Regions from separate parts of the Homo sapiens genome. Here region 2 is linked to region 1. The links are chromatin loops, found by intact Hi-C in ENCODE. Cell type or tissue: natural killer cell. All regions are shown on one strand. Links, peaks and the distances in the headings refer to the core of each region. The heading gives the core; the rest is flanking DNA.

The links. A loop is a pair of places that touch in the nucleus more often than their neighbours do. Peaks named below come from ENCODE experiments on the same cell type or tissue, not always from the same donor. Only the 100,000 strongest peaks of a DNase experiment are listed, where the experiment ranks them.
Region 2: it touches region 1 in a loop (3-fold over the local background); 3 of 110 quality-filtered maps call a loop at or near these places.

What each region holds. Positions count from the first base shown.
Region 1 is chr1:228,821,257-228,829,593 of GRCh38, forward strand. No RefSeq gene overlaps it. Among named protein-coding and RNA genes, the nearest start is that of RHOU, 90 kb to the left of the region's middle. In natural killer cell, for the core only: no CTCF peak of the experiment used is centred there; no DNase peak of the experiment used is centred there; H3K27me3 peaks cover 597 bases.
Region 2 is chr1:228,762,127-228,770,463 of GRCh38, forward strand. No RefSeq gene overlaps it. Among named protein-coding and RNA genes, the nearest start is that of RHOU, 31 kb to the left of the region's middle. In natural killer cell, for the core only: no CTCF peak of the experiment used is centred there; a DNase peak (open chromatin) is centred at 3,645; H3K27ac peaks cover 503 bases.

The sequences.
Region 1 (8,337 bases), core at 171-8,170:
CCTCTTGGCACATCAATATGGTCACTAACTAGGATGCTCAATCAAGCTTTAGTGTCCAGAGTTTTTAATTGGAGTTTCATTATGTCAGCATGATTGATGGAATTATTTGCCACACGATTGAACTCAAACTCCAGCTTCTCTGTCCTCCTTGAACATTGGGAGGTTGGGATGATGTCACATGGCTCAAAGTTCCAAACCTCTAAACACATGTTTGTCTTTCTGGCATGGCCAGCCCCCAACCTGAAACTTTCTAGTGAGCATTTTTTTTAATGCTCACCCTGAGTTACCTCATTTGGATAAACTCAGGTATGGTCCCGCAATGAATAACAAAGGCATTCTTATCATCAGGGAAATTTCTGGTGATAAGAAGGGTGTAGAAGATCCCTCCCAGGAACCAAGGACAAAGACCAGACAAATTATTTATGATACATTCTGGTATTTTCTTTTTTGCCAGATACTATGGTTATGTTAATATTGATTGATTTTCAATTACTGAAATATCTTTGCATTCCTAGAATAAAGCCTACTTGGTCATGGTGTATAGATTAAAAAATACATATTACTGAATTCTATTTGCTAATATTTTGTTAAGGATTTTTGCTTCTATATTCATGAGAGATATTGTGTATATAATTTTCTTTTTTCAAAACTAGGATATTGATTTTATAAAATTAATTAGGAAGTGTTCTCTCCTTTTCTATTTTCTGGAAAAATTGTGTAGAATTGGTGTTAATTTTCTATAATGTGTTTAATAGAACCTCTAGTGAAATAATCTGTGCCTGGAGATTTCTTCTTTGGAAGGTTTTAAATTATGAATTCAATTTTCATAATAGGTATAGATAATTCAAATTATCAATTTCATATTGAATAAGTTGTGGTAGTTTGTATTTTTTGAAGAATTGGTCAATTTCACTCAGTTGTCAAATTTATGTATGTAGAGTTAGTTGTTCATAGTATTTATTATCCTCTTGATGTCTGTAGGGTTTGCAGTGAAATCCCGTTTCATTCCTGATATCGGCAATTTGTGTCATCTCTCTTCTTTCTTTGTCAATCTTGGTAGAGTTCTGCCAATTTTGTTGATCTTTTTTAAAAAAAGAACCATCTGTTTCATTTATTTTCCCATCATTGTTCGGTTTTTAATTTCTGTTCTTATCTCTATTATTTCTCATCTCCTACTGGCTTTGGGTTTATTTTGCTATTCTCTTTCTAGGTTTTTCAGATGGGAGCTTAGATTATTGATTTGAGACAGACTTTCTTTTCTAAAGTATACATTTAATGCCATAAATTTCCCCCTCAGTGCAGCTGTAGCTGTGTCTCACAACTTCTGGTGTATGGTATTTTAATTTTTATTCAGTTCAATGCATTTTAAACAATTTTCCTGGAAACCTCCTTTTTGAACTATGGATTGCTCAAAAGTATGTTGTTTCATTTCCAAGTGCTTGGAGATTTTCCTGTTATCTCTCCATTATTGATTTTTAGTTTGATTCCATTGTGGTAGGAAGACATGCTCTATATTATTTTAATTCTTTTAAATTCGTTGAAACTTGTTTTATGGCTCAGGATACAGTCCATTTTGGTATATGTTTCATGGGCATTTGAGAAGAATGTATAATCTGAAGCAGTTGGGTAGTGTATTAGTCAGAGTTCCCCAGAGGGACAGAACCAATAGGATATATATGAAAGGGAGTTTATTAGGGGAATTTGGCTCACATGATAAGAAAGACGAAGTCCCAGGATAGGCCATCTTCAAGCTGGAGGAGTAGAGAAGCTGGTAAGTATGGCACCCTGGAAAGACAGCTAGTGTGGTTCAGTCCAAGTCCAAAAGCCTCAGAACCAGGGAAACCAACAGTTGCAGCTCCAGTCTGAGGCCAAAGGCCTGAGAGCCCCTGGGAGACTACTGGGAAGCTGCTGGTTCAGGCCCCAGAGTCCAAAAACCAAAGATCCTGGAGTCTGATGTCCCAGGACTACAGGAGAAAAAAGAATCCTTCTCTGGAAGGGAGAGAGAGAAGAAGCAAGAGCAAGCTGAATATCTCCCTCCTTCTGCCTGGCATTTTTCTGGCTGCACCCGCAGTGGATTAGATGGTGTTTATCCACATAGAGGACGGGTTTTCCTCTCTCAGTCCACTGACTCACATGTCAGTCTCCTCTGGAAACACCCTCACAGTTACACCCAGAAACAAGGCTTCACTAGCCCTATAGGTATCCCTCAGTTCGGTCAAGGTGACAGCTAGTATTAATCATCACAGATGGAGTGTTCTAGAAATGTCAGTTAGATCCTATTGATTGATGGTATGGTTGAGTTCTATATACTTGCTAATTTTCTGTCAAATTGTCCTATTAATTGTTGAAAGAGGGGTGTTGAAGTCTTTAATTATAATTGTAGATTTGTCTTTTTCTCTTTTCAGTTCTATCATATTTTACAGCTTCATTGTTTGGTGCATTTACATTTAGGGTTGCCATATCCTCTTGGTGAACTGACCTTTTTATCATCATAGAATGTCCCTCTCTGTCTCTGGTAATTATCTTTGCTCTGTAGTCTGTTTTATCTGATATTAATGTTGTCAGTCCTGCTTTTTGTTTTTTGGGGTCAATGTTTGTGTAGTATATCTTTTTCTATTATTTTACTTTCAACCTGCTTATATTATTGTATTAGAAGTGAATGTCTTTAGGCAAGCTGTATTTAGGTCATGGTTTCTAATTTGCCAATCTCTGTCTTATAATTGGTGTATTTAGATCATTTGTGTTTAAAGTAATTATTGATATGTTAGGACTTAAGTCTGTTGTTTTATGTTTTTGTTTTCTGTTTGTTCTCTCTGCTTTTCTTTTCCCTGTTTGCTCTTTCCTGCCTTATTGTGGGTAACAAACATTTTTAAAAATTTTATTTTGGTTTATCTATCGTGTTTTTGAATATATTTCTTTGTATAGTTTTTAATGGTTGCTCTAAGTATTACATTTTCTATATATGACTTATTGTAGTCTATATATAGTCTTACAGTCATATTTTGCCAATTTGTGTGAAGCAAAAAAAATCTTACCTGCCTTTACATCCCTTGCATCTGCCATTTAGAACATACTTGTCTCAAGTATTCCTCTATATACATTAAGAGTCACACCAAACAATGTTATAGTTTTAGTTTCAACGTCAAACATTATTTAGAAATCTCAAGAGGAGAAGAAAGTTTATTGTATTTACCCATTTTTTTTTTTTGCTTACTGTCTTCTTTCATCCTTCCTGATGTTTCAAACTTGCTTCTTTTATTGTTTTCTTTCTACGTAGAGAACAACCTTTGGCCACTCTTTTAGGGTAGGTCTGCTGGTGACAAATCCTCTTAGTTTCCCTTCATCTGACAATGTCTTCATTTCCCCTTAATCCTGAAGACTTGTTTGTTTGCTCGCTTGTTTTTATGGGTATAAGATTCTGATTTGGCCAGGCGCAGTGGCTCATACCTGTAATCCCAGCACTTTGGGAGGCCGAGGTGGGTGGATCGCCTGAGGTCAGGAGTTCGAGACCAACCTGGCCGACAAGGTGAAACCCCATCTCTACTAAAAATAAAAAAAATTAGCTGGGCACCTGTAATCCCAGCTACTTGGGAAGCTGAGACAGGAGAATCACCTGAACCCAGGAGGCGGAGGTTGCAGTGAGCTGAGACCACGCCATTGCACTCCAGCCTGGGTAACAGAACAAGACTCTGTCTCAAAAAAAAAAAAAAGAAAAAAAAAAAGATTCTGATTTGACAGTTCTTTTCTTTCAGCATTTGAAAAATATCGTGCCACTTCTTTTTGGCCTCCTTGTTTTCTGATTATAAATTTGTTGTCATTTGTTTTATAATCTTTGTTTTTTAATCTTTTGTTTTCAAAATATTTAGTTTTCAGAAGTTTAATTATGATGTGTTTTGGTGTGGATTTCATTATTTTTATCTCATTTGGAGTTTAATCAGCTTCTTGAGTCTGTGTATTTATGTCTCTTGCCAAATTTGGGAATTTTCAGCCATTATTTTTCTGAGTATGTTTTCAGTCCTGCCCTCTTTCTCTTTTCTTTCCAGAACTCTGATGACATAAATCTTAGATATTTTGTTATAATCCCACAAGTCTCTGATCCTCTATTCATTTTTTCTCAGTCAGTTTTCTCTCTTGTAAAGATTAGGAGCTTTGTATTGTTCTAACATCCAGGTCACTGATTCTTTCTCTGCTCTTTCCATTATTCTTTGAACCCATTCACTGAGCTTTTCATTTCAGTTATTGTGTTTTTCAGTTTTAAATTTTCCGATTATATCCTCTATGGCTGAGGCTTCCTATTTTTTATTTGTTTCAAGTATGTTCATAATTGCTTGCTGAAGCTCTTAGAAGTTTTTAAATTATGATAAAATACATTCTAACCATTTTAGAAGTGTGTTGTGTAGTTTCCAAGTACACTTTTTAAAGTGTACAGTTAGTGGCATTAAATACATTCTCACTTTCATGTACTATTGAAGCACTTTTATGATGACTACTTTAACATCTTTGTTGGGGAATTCTAACACATCTGTCATCCCAGTGTTGACATCTACTGATTGTCTTTTTTTATTCAGTTTGAGATCTTCCTGGCTCTTAGTATGACAGGTGATTTTCAATGAGAATCTATATAGCTTCATCTGATGTTATGATACTCTGGATCTCATCTAAACCTCCTACATTACCTGGATTTCTCTGACACTCAATTCTGCCTCAGTATTGCCCGCTGGAGTAGAGAAGTTCAGGTTCCCATTTGGCCTCTGTTGACACCCAAGAGGAGGTGTTTCAAGACTGCCATGTAGGGTGAACATCTAGTCTCCCCATGTGGTTACCACTGATGCTGTGGGAGAAGAAGGGATTTCACACCAGCCAGTGGGGATTCAAGTCTTAGCTCCTTACTTGGCCTTCTCTGGTACTACCCCTGTGGGAGTTTTGGGGCACCTTGTGATAGCCTGGCCAGGGTGAAGTCTAGACTCCCCACTCGGTCTTTGGTGGTGTGAGTGAGGGAGGGTAAGACCATGGATGTTTTTTCTATAGTGTTTGGCTGAGGTTGAGTGATTATTAACTAAGTGTTTCCTGTCTTGCGAGGCTGCCGTTTCCTGGCTCTTTGGCTAGAGAGAACAGGCTTTTGTTGGAACTTCTTTTTGTCCGTGTTCATTGGCATTTCTGGATTTCTGGCTTCTTCAGCACCAATTATGGAATACATGAGGCAAACAAACTAATTAACAGAAAACTAAAACAATCAAAACAAACCTAGGGATTTTATCACCATGTTATTTGTTAGGTCCTAAGGTCCCTAACTCATCTGCCTTCCTCTCTCCACCTTTTGAAGTCTTCTTAGGTTTGTCTTATTTGTGTTTACTGTCTTGGGCTTTTAGTTGTACTTAGCAGAAAGAATAAGAATGATGGAGGTCTACTTCATCTTTCTGAGATGTCTGCTTACTTTTAACTTTCTGCTCTGCCTAGCTTCAGATTTTGAGGAATTTTTTTAGAGGAAGCCAGGCAGTGGGATAAGCCCACTTCTCTGCCCTTTCATTCTCATCCAAATAATTGGTCCTTCAAGTGTAAATGAAAAATTCCCAAAACTCTGCCGACCCTCTGTCCCCTGAAGCAGCCTTTGCCTATGCAGAGCCCAGATTCTCAGTTCATAACTGGTTCCCAGAATCAGCAAATGCCACAAGGGTTAATGTAGCTGCACAAAGTCAGCTCACTTCTACATGGGTCCTCCCTCCTTAGAATCTCGGACCCTCTAGTCCCCTTCACTTCAGTGACTCTTTGATGCATGGAAAATAATTTTTAAAATATTTTATCCAGCTTTCTAAGTTACTTTTGGCAAGAGCATTAATCAGCCCCAAGATACTCATCCTTACTGAAACTGGAAGTCTGCTTCTCAGAATTCATGTGACAGTATTGTACGTGAGTGGCTTTATGTCACAAGACCCCTTTCCATTGGCTAACGTATTCCAAGTAGCAAAGGGATAGTGTTACAGGGTGTGGTTAAAAGTGTGGGCTCCGAAATCAAAGGGACTTGGTTTTGAATGCTGGCTCTGCTACCTACCAGCTGTGGGTCATTTTTTAGACTTCCTAAGCCTTGGTTTTCTCATCTTTTAAAGTGGGGATGTTAAAATACTCATCTGAAAGGGTTGCTGTAAGAATAAAATGAGATAATTCAGGTAAAGGACTTTTTTTTTTTTGAGATAGAGTCTTGCCCTGTCGCCAGGGTGGGGTGCAGTGGCACGATCTCGGCTCACTGCAACCTCTGCCTCCTGGGTTCGAGCAGTTCTCCTGCCTCAGCCTCCCAAGTAGCTGGGACTACAGGCTCACACTGCCATGCCCAGCTAATTTTTTGTATTTTAATAGAGACGGGCTTTCACCGTGTTCTCCAGGCTGTTCTCAAACTCCTGAACTCAGGCAGTCCGCCCGCCTCAGCCTCCCAAAGTGCTAGGATTACAGGCGTGAGCCACCGTGCCCTGCAAGGGACTTATTTTGATAACTCATACATAGTACGTGAAGACAAGGTGTTAGCTATTGTTTAATATTAATGTTCTAAATAATTGACTTATATCCAGTCAACATGATTTTATTTAACCCACAAATACATGAGTTGATTAACTGTTTATTTACTAGTGACTCATATTTGTGATTTTATTTCAACAACAAAAAATGTAGATATCAAGCCCCCCTCTCTTCTTATCCTAGAACTGGGAGATAGTCTGCTTTACAGTCAGCATAAACAGATACAGAAGTTGATAATTTGAAGTAGAAAAAATATTACTTGCTATTATATGAAACAAATATATACTATGTGGAAAGGTTTAGGTACTTCAAAAGAAATTAAGTAGAACTGAGAAGAGAGAAGGAACTCTGGATTAGAGTAAATCCGTGAAGCTGCTGGTGGGATTGCAGTGGAGAACTATTTGGGAGAAGAAGGGAATGTGTATCTTATCTGGAAGTTCTTTTAGTTCTCTGGATTGTATTTGGGACATATATAGCTCTGTTCATAGAAAAAAAAGATGAATGAGAAAGGGGTAGGTTACTGATTGGGAAAGAAATGCAATGTTAACCAAAAAAAAAAACCAGAGTCTCTCAGTTTCTGTTTTGCTTCTTTCTCCCCTATCAATGAGCATGATTTTGAAAATGGGGAAGAATAGAATGATGATTAAGAGTAAATGAAATCCCAGAATAGGCAATACTCCACAAAGGGGACATTAACTTAGGTATCTGGGTCTAGGATTAACCAAATGAACTGCAAGAACTTGTACTTTCAAACTCAATATTTGGAAACTTAAAGATAAAAAAAAAAAAAGAAAGAAAAAAAGGCTACGAGGAAGCAGGAGAGTATAATGGTTAGGAGATTGGTCTTGGTGTTAGACCGGCCTGGGTTCTAGTCCCAGCTCTGCCACTTATTAGCTACATCACAGTGGAAGAGGAAACTGGCTGGGTGTGGTGGCTCATGCCTGTAATCCCAGCACTTTGGGAGGCCAAGGCAGGCAAATCACTTGAGGTCGGGACTTTGAGACCAGCCTGACCAACATGGCAAAACCCCTTCTACACAAAAAATAAAAAATAAAAATACAAAAAATTAGCTGGGCATGGTCATGTGCACCTGTAATCCTAGCTGTTTCAGGAGTTTGAGGCACGAAAATTCCTTGAGCCTGAGAGGAAGAAGTTGTAGTGAGCTGAGATCGGGCCACAGTACTCCAGCCTGGGCAACAGAGAGAGACACCAACTCAAAGAAAAAAAAAAAAAAGGAAAAAGAAGAAAGACGAAAATCTCTCCTAGCTTTATGACTTCTCCATTTCTAAAATGGAGAAAATCTATGAATCTATAACAATCATATACTAATCACTGAGAGAAGGAGAGAGAAGAAAGTCCTCCATTCACACTATTTGTTGCAGCAAATAATCAATTTCTTATCTGAAGGTCGTGTAAGAATAATAATCGTTAATCTTGCCCTTCCAATGGGAAATATACTTTATGGTAGCCAAATAACTTCAGTTGATAAAGGAAAGCTCTGCTTGACAGAAGAATGCAGGTAATAAATGCAGAAGGAATGATAGAATTAGGAAGGTCATGGACTTGAATTTTCTCATTGTTAATTAGAAATTAAAATTCCTATTTGTTATCAAATAGTATTTAAAAAGGAAAAGTCAGAACAGGTGTCTTAATTCGTTTGTATTGCTATAAAGGAATACCTGAGCCAGGATAATGTGTGTGTGTGTGTATATATATATATATATATATATATATATATATATATATATATATGTAAAGAGGTTTATTTGGCCCTCAGTTCTGCAGACTGTACTAGAAGCATGACAGGAGCATCTGCTTCTGGTGAGGACT
Region 2 (8,337 bases), core at 70-8,069, 59 kb before region 1:
AGTGTTGTAGATCTATGCCAAGGCTCAAGTAAGGGGAAATGATCACTTACTTCCCAGGGGCAGTATTTACTTAAACATCCCTCCAAGAAGAGCTAAGTTGTTGAATTTGTACTCAAGACCCAGGGCTGCTCTAGGAAAGGGTGAGAACGTGGCATGGGATGAGCTGAGAGGTGCTGAATCCTGAACTTAAGGGTGATTCCAGAGGTGCCCTCCAATCTAGGGTTGCCATGCAATATTTGGGATATAGGTATACTAAAAAAATTATCAGTTGTCTCTCTGAAATTCAAAGTTTTTTTACTTTGTATTTTATCTTTGTATTACCTGTCTTTATTTATATTTTAAAATTCTGTTTTCTATCTGGCATCCCTATTTTAATCACAATCTCCAAAACTAAAGAACAGAGCCAAAGTGTCAGTTCATGTAAGCTAGACAGAAAGGTAGATTCTAGTAACCAGGCAAGGGGATCAATTAGAGAGAACCAACAATGACAGATTAAAACAAGATATTTTGAGTTGTTGGAAGCAATAGAAGTTATTGACTGACTGAAACATGCAGTGTGCTATATAATAGCGTTTGGTGAAGGCAGGACAGTTAATAGAAATGAGTGTCTAAGAGACAGGTACTGCTATTACTCCTATTTTTGCTGAAGAAATGGAGGCATGCAGAGTATAGGTAACCTACTCCAGGGAGCACAAGCAGTAGAATCAGAACTAGAACTGGAATTGGCCTCCCGTGGCCAAGTCTTGCAAACTTGATACTCTATTTAGGAGGGCTTTGCTCTTTTATTTGCTTACACAAATTTTAGGTGCTTAACAACATCAGAAACTCCCTTCTGAAGACAGTTTTCTGTGTGCAGCTTAAGGACAGGTTGATGGAAAGAAAAATCAGAGTTATCAGATTCTCCTTTAATATTAGCTGATTAATAAAGACATTGTTTAGAAGAGTAAGTTTTAGATAATAGTAATATGTGGTTGTTTTAAAAAGCCACAGTTCATTTGTATTCTGTTGTCAGTTACAATGCCTTCTATTTCAGGAACAACTGACTTCTGATCTGTTCGCGGATTCAGTAAGACCCTTGTTGAGAATGTCATGGGTGTCAAGCCCTGCACTAGACACTAGATACGGTCATGAAAAGATGCAGAGTGCACAGTGCCCGCTCTCTGAGAAACTATGCTTCTCTCGTTGCATTTTGTGCAGACCTGGATTTTCTCTTTGCCCCTCCAGACCCCTACTGACCCTGCTGTGTGGCCTGGAAGACTAACTTCTTCCCCCTTCATCTTTTAGATTTCTGCTTTTCACAAGGTTTGGTCTGCAGCAGGAACTGGGGAGATGGAAAAGGTGGAGAGAGGTTGGGGGTTTCTTGCCTGCTCCTTCCCTAAGAGAAATCTGTTTCTCTTCTAGAGTCTCAGATCCTGCAAGCAGCCCCTCTTCACAGCCAGATCTCTGAGTTCTCATATTTGTCCCCTGCCTGCCACTTCCCAACAGGCTGACGGGTGATAAAGGCCTCCCTTGTTGCTGATTCCTGGGGCTTTACCATAGCTTGTCAGTCTCCTCAATCCTGTGCTGGTTTCTCTAGATAGTCTGTCAATTTAAGTCCGTTCAGTGACCCCTTTGAGTGCGTCATCTCTTTCCAGCTGGGATGCTGACTGATAGAAGCATTGTAATCCCTCCAAAGTTACTGCTTTGCAGATGGTCTATAAATTCTGATGAAAAAAGAAATTCAAACCAAAGACAAAAAACTGAAGCAATGAAATACACTTGGGAGAAAGTAAAACTATAATGACATGCATGCTGACTGTACCCCAAGGAGAAAACAGGCCAGCACTGCCAGTACAGTTGACCCCTAAACAATGTGGGGTTTGGAGACCAACACCCCCACGCAGTGGAAAATCCATGTATGACTGCCCCAAAACTTAACTACTAATAGCCTACTGTTGACCAGAAGCCTTACCAATTAACATATATTTTGTATGTTATATGTATTATATATGGTATTCTTACAATAAAGTAAGCCAGAGAAAAGAAAATATTATTAAGAAAATCAAAAGGAAGAGAAAATATATTTATTATTTATTAAGTGGAAGTGGATCATCATAAAGGTCTTCCTTTTCTTCGCCTTGATGTTGAGTAGGCTGAGGAGGAGGAGGAAGAAGAGGGATTGGTCTTGATGTCTCAGGGGTGGCAGAAGCAGAAGAGGTGATGGAGGTGGAAGGGGAGGCAGGAGAGGCCAGTGCAGTCTGTGTAATTCGTATAGAAAAAAATCTGTGTGTAAGTGGACCTATGCAGTTCAAACCCCTGTTGTTCAAAGATCAGCTGTATAGCGTATTCCCATTCCGCCTACCAGAGTCCATCCCAAAAGAACTTCTTGTGTATGAATTATCAATGCATCATGTACTTGTGTAACCATGCAAACAGCATCCACTGCTAAACTACACAGTACACATTTCTATACATATATTTTATATAAACATATACTCTATATACATTTCACATAATTAAGAGTTAGAAGAATTGATTAGGTTTAGTAAAGAGGAAAGGCACCACCCAGGGCAAATGACTGCTGCATTTGGTCAGAGATTTCTCAGAGGACCAAACACACTTCGAGCTGTCGAAAGAGATATAAAGAATAAAGAAGGATGTTATGGGAAGAAGCTTTTGTTTCTGTGTAAGGAAAAACTTTATAACAGTGTGAGGTCCCAAAATAATTTTGTGGATTAACTATATGTTGTTTGCTCATAAGAATCACTTGACTTTGGCTTTTGGTTATATAACCTATTTGGTTCTTTAAAGAAAATTTTATGAGCTTAATTATGTGGCAAAAACAGCTTAAAAAAAAAGATTTTCTGGGCAATCCCTAATAGCCCTCTTAATATAAGGCATGCCCGTTTTAGCCCCCTCATCTGCTGAAGGCTGGATTTAAAGGAGCCTTTTCTTTCTATCTCTCTCTCTCTCTTTTTTTTTTTTTTGAAACACTATCTTGCTTAGTCAACCAGGCTGGAGTGCAGTGGCACCATCATAGTTCAGTGCAGCCTTGACTTCTCGGGCTCAAGTGATCCTCCCACCTCAGTCTCCAGAGTAGCTGCCACTACAGGAGCCACCATGACCTGCTAATTTTTTGATTTTTTTGTAGAGACAGTATCCTGCTGTGTTGCCTAGGCTGGTCTCTAACTCCTGAGCTCATGATCTTCCTGCCTTAGCCTCCCAAAGTGCTGGGATTACAGATGTGAGCCACTACACCCAGCCTTATAGAGCCTTAATGGAAAATGACATCTTGCCAGAAAAATGTAGGCATTAGTAGTCTTTTGCAACTGATAAGTGTGTCCTATTAAACAAAAACATAGTTCATAATGTATTAATATATAAGTAAATCTGCCAGAACACCGGCTCATAGTGCTATGTAAGTGCCTACTAGTATTTTTATTGTTGTTGTTACTTTGCTTTGACAACATCTCATCACATTACAGTTTTAGTTCCAGTGGGTCCTGTGTCACTCTTCCAGAGTGCAAGGTGCTCCGCCTGGGGCCTCTTCACTTTCAGGGACAGTTTGTCTCAACTCTCACCACCCCCACCCCATGGGAAGTCACACCTGGTCTCTACTTCTACAGAGAGGAGCAGAGTCTTCAGGGCGTGGCTGGCCCAGCTTCCTGGTTTCTGCCCCTCAGTGAGGCCTTGTTTCCTCTCCTGCAGCGCCCAGCTTGGGTTCCACCTCGAAGGCTACAGCAAGGCACCGACAGCCACAAGCGGTCACACGCAGACCTTCTACAGAACCTCACTCCAAGACAGGAGATAGAGATGAGGCTGGGGGAAAATTACCATTAGTCTCCAAAGTAAAAGGAAAGTGGGACTTTCTGTCTGCCAATTATGGTAGATCATTCACGTGACCCAACAGCCAGTTACAAATACTGTCACCAGTAACCTTAAACTAGAACGGACCATTAACACTACTCATTAGTTGTTTAAACTTTATGTAATAATTAAGTTGAATGCTTCTAATTTTGCAGTTTTTATTTTCTCAAAATATTTTCAAGTCTTTGTAAGATTCTCCTTGCTTATCACCTTCACATAGTATGAGGCTTATTTTTATTTTTGGTTCACATCAAAATGCAACTAATATTAATTTGTTATTGCAGTTATAATTTTTATATACACAACTTATTGCAGTGGGAAAGACCTGAGAGATTCCTAAATAGAAGGAAACTCAGAAGTCATTTTCCCAAAAAAATTGTAGAAACATTGCCTTTTCAAAGATATTAATTTATATTTTTATCAGTTTAAAAAGCAAATTACGGGTGGTTCATGCCTGTAATCTTAGCATTTTGGGAGGCTGAGGCAGGAGGATCAGTTGAGCCCAGGAGTTCAAGTCCAGCCTGGGGAACATAGCAAGACCCTGTTTCTATAAAAAATTAAAAAAAAAAAAAAACTATCTGGGCATGGTGGCACACACCTGTAGTCCCAGCTATTTTGGGAGACTGAGGCAGAAGGATCACTTGAGTCCAGGAGGTCAAGGCTGCAGTGAGCCATGCACTCTAGCCTGGGCAACAGAGTGAGACTCTGTTTCTAAAAAAAAGAAAAAGAATTGCAAAATGCCATCTAACTGATCACTTTCGAGCTGCTGACTTTAACAAAGAAACTTGTCCCTTGTTTAAGTCTGATGAAAAAGTTAATCCATCAGCAAAAAACCCTTCAGGAGTAAAAATATAATATCAATTTATTTGGGTTCAATTCAACCAATATTTGTTTATCATTTATTATGTACCAGGTACATTTCAAGGCACTGTAAATTTGGAGATGACTAAGGTGGCCCTGACCTCAGAAGCTCACAATTTCTCCCTGTGACAGGAAGCTAGACGAGGCACTCTAGTACAATGCTTGGATCTGCACTGGAACCTGGGGCATGGGGCCCTGAGAGAGTGCCACAGAGGCTGTTGGCTTCTTCTGAAGGGAGCTTGGGCTTATTCGGTCCCATGTCTGTCCCCTGTGAGAGACTAGATACTGCTTGAGGACGAGGGCCAAGTCTTTACTGCTCTTTATTCCTGCTGAAAGTTCAGGGATCAATTTATCTTTTTTATATAAAAGAAAGAGAAAAAGGGGGAGAGAGAGAGAAGGAGAAAGAGAAGAAGGATAAGGAGGAGAAGGAGAAAAGGAAGGAAGGAAGATGTTTTGGGCTGAATTGTGCACCCTCAAAATTCATACATTGAAGTCCTAACCACCAGTACCTCAGAGTATGACTCTATTTGGAAACAGGATTTTTAAAGAGGTAATTAAGGTAAAATGAGGTCATATGGGTAGCTCCTGATCTAGTAGGACTGGTAAGAAGGGGAGATTAGGACACAGACACACATGGAGGGAAGACCATGTAAGGACACAGGAGAAGGTGACCATCTGCAAACCAAGGAGGGAGGTCTCAGAAAAAAACCAAACCTGCCAACGCCTTGATCTCACACTTCTAGCCTCGAGGACTGTGAGGAATACATTTTTGTTGTTTAAGCCACCAAGTCAGTGGTGTTTATTATGGCAGCCCTGTCAAACTAATACAGAAAGAAGGAACATAAGAGGTCTTTCTTGAGTCAAACATTAAAGAATGAATGTGATTTTTTCTAAATTGAAAAAGGAAGAAGGAATGATTAATTTTGCCTGGAATAGGACAAGTCAGTAAAGATTTCATAGAGGAGATGACATTTGAGCCGGATCTTGAAGAGGTGCCAGAACTTGCCACTTGGAGAAGGAGACAAGAGGTTAAGGCAGAACAGGAAGAGTAACTCTATTACAAAGAATCGCAAGTACGTGGAAAACAGATCTAACAGGGATATCTGACGTGTGGAATTGAGGTGAAAGACTCATGGGAAATAAGACTGGACAGATAGATGAGGAAGGACCAGACTATGGAAGACCAGTGGTAGAACAAGAAGGTAGTTTACATAGAAAAAAGAACTGATCTGGTCTTCAGTTTAGAAACAGATACCTGGAGGAGAAGAGAAGGGTGAAGAGAGAGCAGGAGATTAGTCAGGATCTGTCACCGTGGTGTAGACAGAAGGGGAGGAGGCTCTGAGCTCGAGAGAGGGGGGCATGGGAATGAAAAGGTGAGTGCCAATGTCACATTGTGGGTGGAATCTCTAGAAATGATTGACCACAGCAGAAGCTGTGCTCAACAATCACACTAAGATTTTAAGCCAGGAAAGGGAAGATAACTGCACCAGGGGCAGAAATACAAAGTCAGGAGGAGGCACTGGCTATGATTGAGGGGAGATGATTTTATTTTAGATTTGAAGTGTGATAAAACTAATGTGTGTTGCAGTGATTAGGAGAGATCTGGAAGGAGAAGCTGCACTCTGGAAGAGGGTTTAGTGCCATCTGGACCCCAGTCTGTGGAGGCCACGTCATATCAGAGCAGACCTCCCACGTATGGCTGTGTTCCAGCGTTAGTCGTAAACCATTAATAGACACACTGTCCCTTTCATGGCCCCCACCCTCCTGACTACTGCCCTTGAGAATATAACCTTGCTTTACCCTTCCTTGGAGAAGGTAAGTTATGGTGCCATAAAAAATATCCCAAAGTCTCAATGGCTCAAACAGTAAAGATTTATTTCTTGTTCACATTATACATCACGGTGTCATTGTCCTCCCTCTGGATCCAGGCCACGGAGCTGCTGTTCATAGTCATCATGGCATCAGGAAGAGAGAGCTTGGCAAAGCCTTCGTGTGCACTTAAAACTTTCATCCCAGAGAGGCCCAAGCGCCGAGAGACACACCTCCTGTGTGGAAGGATTCCAGATGACAGATACAAAGGCAGCATGGGTTAACTGTCCAGCCCTCAGAATGCGCTGTGCCCTACTGTACTCCCCTCATAAAGCGGGGGGCCTTCGCAATGGGGAAGCCAGGCAAACACCACGTCGGCCCAGTGACCAAGGTCTACACGCATCTGTGATGAGACATATTGGTAGCAGGATCTTAATGGGATGTGATGAGAAGGGCGTCTCTCCTCTGTGGTCTTCCCACCCCAACCCCATACCCTCAGTCTGATAATCATGGTGAAAACATCAGACAAACGCAAATTGAAGTATATTCTACAAAATACCTGCCCTGGATTCCTCAAAACTGTCAAAGTCATCGAAAATGAGGAAAGTCTGAGAAACTGCCACAGCCCAGAGGAGGCTAAAAAAAAAGATGACAAACAAATGCAATGTGATGTCCTGGATGGGACCCCGGACAGAAAACGGACCTTAGGGGAAACCTAGTGAAATCTGAGTAACATGTGCACTTTAGTTAATGCACCAAAGTTGGTTCCTTAACTATGACAAAGGTAGCCAGAAAATGTAAGGTGTTACTAGTAGGAGAAACTGGGGGAGGGGCATGTGGAAACTCCATATGCTATCCTCGCAACTTTTCTTCAAATCAAAGTATTCTTAAGAAAAGTGTTTATATAAATTAAACAAAAAAGAGGTGCATGCCATTTCCACTCACAGAATTAACCCAAGAACTCGGAGCTCCTTGCTCACACCAGATTCTTCCTCTCAAATACTGTCACTCAATATCATGAGATTATGAAAATAAAGGAAGTCTATACCTTGTGGCCAGGAGTGACCAAATACTAAATAAATTTTTCAACTGTAGTTAGACGGAGAAAGGAAATCAAGTGAAATGGTATGCACCAATATTCTGTAAAACAAAGCAAAACAGCAAAGAGAAATAATATTTATTCAGGATTACCACTTCCAATTTCATTGACCTGTGGCCACACCTAACCCATGTGGCAGACGGTGGCAGTGTGCAGTCCCACCGTGTGTCTAGGGGATTTGTGGCTGTGCCTTCTTCCACCCTTTGGACCTGAAGCTTAGTGCCACTTCTCAGACTCCTGTGCCCTCGTGTGACTCGTTGGCTAGGATTTCGATTTTTTTCTTTACTCATCCTGGGTGACTGTCTCCCTTGGTCCAGTCTGATCCCTGGAACACCCTAAAACACAAAGTCCTTTTTTGTGTATCATGCTTCTACACTGCCTGCCTGGCCCCAGGAGCGCCGTGGACAGAGAGAATAACATCTGCGTTACAAAAGGTTATCAGAACGCAGTAGAATTGAGGCTAGTGAGGAGGGTGGAATGGAACAGACCTAGAACCATGCATGATCTGCAGGGGACACAGCAAGGGGCCTGGCTGGCTAGGCTAAAGGGTTTATGTGAGGGTGTACTAAGGAAACTGGAGGGAGATGTGGTGTTGGGTTGCGAAGGGTCCTGTGTGCTTGGCAGAGAAGCTTGCGCTTCTCCGAGTGGAGAGATTCCACTGTGTCAGTGGAAGGGTGCAGGTTGCCTTGTTCTCCACAGAGGAATCTGGTGACAGTGCTCAG